Linked DNA regions of Homo sapiens: region 2 is linked to region 1. Evidence: chromatin loops called from intact Hi-C (ENCODE). Cell type or tissue: mammary epithelial cell. All regions are shown on one strand.

The links. A loop is a pair of places that touch in the nucleus more often than their neighbours do. Peaks named below come from ENCODE experiments on the same cell type or tissue, not always from the same donor. Only the 100,000 strongest peaks of a DNase experiment are listed, where the experiment ranks them.
Region 2: it touches region 1 in a loop (6-fold over the local background); 4 of 110 quality-filtered maps call a loop at or near these places.

The regions. Positions count from the first base shown.
Region 1 is chr6:30,101,896-30,104,395 of GRCh38, reverse strand. It overlaps TRIM31 (tripartite motif containing 31), which reads left to right. Exons shown (of 9, transcript NM_007028.5): 8 at 229-294; 9 at 607-1,499. The coding sequence ends at 860. Among named protein-coding and RNA genes, the nearest start is that of TRIM31-AS1, 2.1 kb to the left of the region's middle. RefSeq lists an enhancer at 1,481-1,980. In mammary epithelial cell, CTCF peaks have their summits at 1,144 (motif pointing left) and 2,301 (motif pointing right); DNase peaks (open chromatin) are centred at 1,155, 1,785 and 2,255; H3K4me3 peaks cover 1,179 bases.
Region 2 is chr6:30,343,670-30,346,169 of GRCh38, reverse strand. It overlaps TRIM39 (tripartite motif containing 39), which reads right to left. Exons shown (of 8, transcript NM_001369521.2): 8 at 2,441-2,500. TRIM39-RPP21 (TRIM39-RPP21 readthrough) reads right to left here. Exons shown (of 10, transcript NM_001199119.1): 7 at 772-872; 8 at 597-679. It overlaps RPP21 (ribonuclease P subunit p21), which reads right to left and starts at 1,014. Exons shown (of 5, transcript NM_024839.4): 1 at 942-1,014; 2 at 772-872; 3 at 597-679. The coding sequence starts at 998. In mammary epithelial cell, no CTCF peak of the experiment used is centred here; a DNase peak (open chromatin) is centred at 999; H3K4me3 peaks cover 1,037 bases; H3K27ac peaks cover 394 bases.

The sequences.
Region 1 (2,500 bases):
ATGCTTAGTATCCCAGGCCCCAGAAAGCCCTATAAGCCAGTAGAGAACCACACTCTTGTTGTCACTGAGACAACCTGAAAGGTTTCCACACTTCCCCCTGGGTGGGGAATGGGTCCCACTGAGAACCATTGACTGTTCTGATTGATGATGGCAGGGTGCTTGTTTTTGTTTTTAATTTGCAGCTTCTGGTTATCAAGACCAAATAGGTTTTCTCTCCCCAATTTTTAGGGGGCTTGTTACAGAAAAATAATCATAAAATGAACAAAACCTCAGAGCCCGGGTCATCTTCTGCAGGTAAGAGTCCTGTCTCTGAATACTAAGGGACCTCTAAGTCTACAGGTGGTCAAAATGCTGTATCCACCCAATTCCACTAAATGGAATAAATGAATAAATGAATGAATTCATTTATTCCATTTCCTCAGTTCCTCCCCAAATTACACCTCTGCCAGGAAACAGAGGGCGCTCCGACTTGTTCAGGTGTACTTTCTTGAGTTTCACCTCCATCCCTCCTGCTGTATGTAGAGCTCAGCTGTGCTGTCTGGCAATGGAGGATTGCTGCCGAGGTGCTCCCGCTGACCTCTTTTCTCCTTTCCTTCTCCCGCAAAGGCGGCAGAACTACATCGGGGCCACCAAATCACCACTCTTCAGCCCCATCCCACTCCCTGTTTCGGGCCTCGTCTGCTGGGAAAGTCACTTTTCCAGTATGTCTCCTGGCCTCTTATGATGAGATTTCTGGTCAAGGAGCGAGCTCTCAGGATACGAAGACATTTGACGTTGCGCTGTCCGAGGAGCTCCATGCGGCACTGAGTGAGTGGCTGACAGCGATCCGGGCTTGGTTTTGTGAGGTTCCTTCAAGCTAAGCCAGCTCAGAGAACACGGGGAGCGGTGGTGCTACACGGACTTCGGAGCATAGAGTGGCGCTGAGTGAGTGGCTGAGACCGACCACGGTTCTTGACTTAGTGGAATTGGGTCGAAGGAGTGGAGAATGGGAGGGCTCGGGCTACTGAGAGTGGAGATGGGGGCGGGGGTGGTGGTGAAGAGAGTTGGAGAAGGAATGGACGAATTCTTGAGCAAAAGGAGGGGAAGAGACAATCTCCAGCCACCCGCCCCACGCTTGACTTCTTATCACTTTGGCTGTGGTGCCGCCTAGTGGAAAAAGGAAGTCCCTGCAGCAGTCCCCGCACTCTTTAAGCAGCTGTTTACCGAAGGCACCAGTTCAGCCAGGAGTGAAATCCGGAGAGGAGCAACGCCAGCCTGGGTCACAGTCCATCAAACCCCATGAGCCCGACCACTCTCGCTCTTCCTTACATTCCCACGTCCCCCTTCTCTCCCAACCCCTCATATCAGCAAGGGAAATTAATTAATGAGATTTGATAAATCAGTAGATAGAATGAGGTCCCCATTCTGAAATATTTAGCAGACTGGAACCACCACGCAAGCCTCTGTAGGGGGTGGATGGAGACACTTCTAACTTTAATAAACTGCGACTGAACGTGGAATCCTAGTAAAAGTGTATGTGTGTGTGGCGGGGGATGACTATTCCTCCTTTTGTATTCCAACACTTTCACTCATCCCTGTGTTTGAGGAACTCCACTTTAGAAAATTACTGGCCCTCAGAAAGTCTGAGCCTTGACCCTCTTATACTAGACTCAATTCTTGTCTTAGACATGGGAATTAGGGGCCACGGGAAATGGACAAGGAAGAGATGGTCTCATCTTCGGGTGTTGAAATGATCTCACCACCACCACCAATGAAGAACTTCTCTCTGCGCCCACAGAACAACACATTGTGAAATTTAGGGATTAACTTTGAGGAGGAGGAGGCGGTGCCGGGCCTAAGACTTCTCTGGGGACCACAAAGGCTGTGACTGGGAAGAGAAAGCCTCTCTGGCGGCATCGAGCGGGGCGGGTGGTGGGACGGGGGTATCAGAGGAAGGTAGGGGGTTTGGACAACTTGACCCGGGGTTGGCCACCTCTTTCTCCTCATCTTCACACAGCCCCTGTGACACTGGACGCAGCCTCGGCCCACCCGGATCTCATCCTTTCCCAGGATGAGATAGTGACGCTGAACCTCGCATCCCAGGGCGGTTCGCAGAAGCGGGGCAACCCCCGACGCTTCTACAGGTTCCGCTGAGTGCTGGGCTCGCTGGGCCTTTGCTCCGGCCGCGGCGCCTGGGAGGCGGAGCTCCAACGGCCCGGGGGCGGGGCCTGCGTGCCGGGGCTTGGCCTTGGAGCTGGTTCCCAGGCGGGGCTTCCTGGAGGTGGAGCCCTTGACCGGCTTCGTGGAGCTGCACAGCAGCGGCTCCCAGTGCCAGGCGCTCATCGAGAGCGGTTCCCGGGAGGATCTCCCGATCTGTCCGAACAAAGTGGGCGTCCGCTTGGATTACTAGGGCGGAGAGGTAGTCTTCTACGACGCCACCTCGAGGACCCACATCTACACTTTCCATGCCTCCTTTCCGGGGCAGATCTCCTTTTTCCAGCTTCTGTTTTCCGGCACCCGG
Region 2 (2,500 bases), 240 kb before region 1:
ACTCCAGCCTCCTGAACTCTCATTTCTTTGACAGCACCACAAGCTCTCTTGTCTCAGAGTCTGCACACATGCCTAGAATTTCCATCTCTCACTCCCTTTGCTTATCATAAACTTCGCCACCACTGGCATGAGTAAGTGAGCATTCTACTCCCCCAGTTAATCTTTTTCTACACCATTTTGTTTCTTAGTCTGTCCCATCAGACCGTAATTTCAATGAGAATAATGAATCTAGCACAGTACCTGACACATTTTAGAAAATAAGTATTTGCTTAATAAATGAATGGTGATGGGAATCGTCCTCCACAAAGCCGAACAACATCTATTATTGTGCATGGGTGGGGTTGCCTCTTAAAAGTTATTATTTATTGCCCACACTGGAAGAAAAAAAAAAAAAACAGCCGAGCCCAAACCCTAGTTTGTGCAAGTGGCGTTAGGAACTTAATCCAAACCCGAAGAAGGAAGACTCCTGCGAATCCCACACCCAACATCCATCTACAGTGAGAAAGGCGCTGTTGGCCTCCAGTGCCCGCCCCCCACCCCGCCCCCCTCCGCGCCCCCAATGCTCCGCAGTCTTCCACCTCCGTTGGAGCACTCACGTCTCTGGCGCTGGGTGCAGGTGAGGCCCGGGACGAGGAGGGAAGAGCAGCCTCGACAGAGAGTCCTCTTCACCGAGGGATCCCTGGGGGCGGAGGAGGATAGTGGTCTGGCGCCCGCGCTCCCTCTCGCGTTCCTCCCGCGTCCCGCCCGCCGCCCGCCCCGTGGCTGTCTCACCGCCGCAAGACGAGCCGCTTCGCAATGGTCCTCTCAGTGTAGCAGTAAAACCTCGCCAGCGCCTGGTTCTCGGGGTCCTGGGCAAGGACACAATGGGCGGCCTGCGGGAGGGGAGCAGTCACTCTGGGACGCCGAGCACCGTCCCCGTGGGGCCCTTGTCGCAGACTCACCTGGTACAGGAAGTTGAGCCTCTGGAAGGCCTCGCGGTCCTTCACCGGCCCCGCCATCACCGCCGCGCTCCAGGGCCTCCCGCAGCCCCACCCCTCGCACAGCCCCGCCCGGGCGTCCGCGCGAGGCCTCCTGGGAAACGTAGTCCCCGCGCCCTCGGGAGCCTCCCGGAGGCCTCACAAACTCATCGGTTTCTAAACACAACCCCAGCAATCCATGCCCAGGGTCCCTTTATGAATTTTCAGTGCTTTTGTCTTCCTCAAGCTCATGACCAATTATATCACCTAGAGACCTAGTGGAGCAGGTGAGGATCTTAAATCGGCCATTTTCAGGACAGAAGGCTGGTCTCTTTATGTAGCTACGTTGGGGAGATGGTTATGTGCAATTTATACCCAGCTAGAGCTTCTGCCCTACTCTCCTGAGGTCCGAGGCAGATGCCTGTAAGATCTACAGACGGAAGGCACAGAGGTAATACATTAAAAAAAAGCACTGGTGCCAGTGGGGGTGAAAGTGGGAAGGATCATGAGGGTGCTGGAGGGAGGGAAAAGGACTCCCGGTCCTCAGAAAGCACAGTTTACTCCTACTATTCCACCTACCAAAGAAACACACTTCCTGTTATGCAGTGCTGGACACACAGTAGGTGATCCTCACTTTCTGAGTGAATGGTTTCTAACTCCTAGGCTTAGGTACAGCACAGAAATCTGTCAACAGCATCCCCTGCCCCTGAAACTTCACCCCACTCCCCACACTGACATTCACCTCACACCCCTCCCTCTGACCTCTTCTATCTTCCAGTTCTTCTGTCTGGTGTCCTGTGACTCATAGTGACTATCAGTTACTGAAGTCAGAAGCAGAGGGACATGAATTGGAGGGGTAGAAGATCAATGAACCCTGAGATGGGGAGGGCAGCATAAGTCAGGAGAGGATGACTTCTCTCCAATTTCAGACCCAGTGCCAGGCGGGGACAGACAAGCAGGGCTCCAGCTGGGAGGAAGGACATGGCTGAAACCTCCTCTGGAACTAGTTTCACAAGGGTTTTCGGACTCAAATGAGAGTGGTGTGTTTAAAATGTAGATGTAGGCTGGGCACGGTGGCTCACACCTGTAATCCTAGCACTTTGAGTGGCTGAGGCAGGTAGATTACTTGAGTTCAGGAGTTCGAGACCAGCCTGTCCAACATGGCAAAACCCTGTCTCCACTAAAATTAGCCGGGTGTGGTGGTGCATGGCTATAGTCCATAGTAATCCCAGCTACTCTGGAGGCTGAGGCAGGAGAATTGCTTGAACCTGGGAGGCGGAGGTTGCAGTGAGCTGAGATCACCACTGTACTCCAGCCTGGGCGACAGAACGAGACTCTGTCTCATAAATAAAATGTAGATGTCCGGCCCACCCCAGACCTTGACTAACCACTAAGGGTGAGACCCAGGAACATGCATGTCTAACACCCAGTGATTCTTACACATCAGTACAAGGCTGTCACCAAATTACCACACAACACAGAGATCACTTCAGTGGATCCTTTGTTCCATATTATTTTAACCAACCAAAGTATCTTGCCACAAA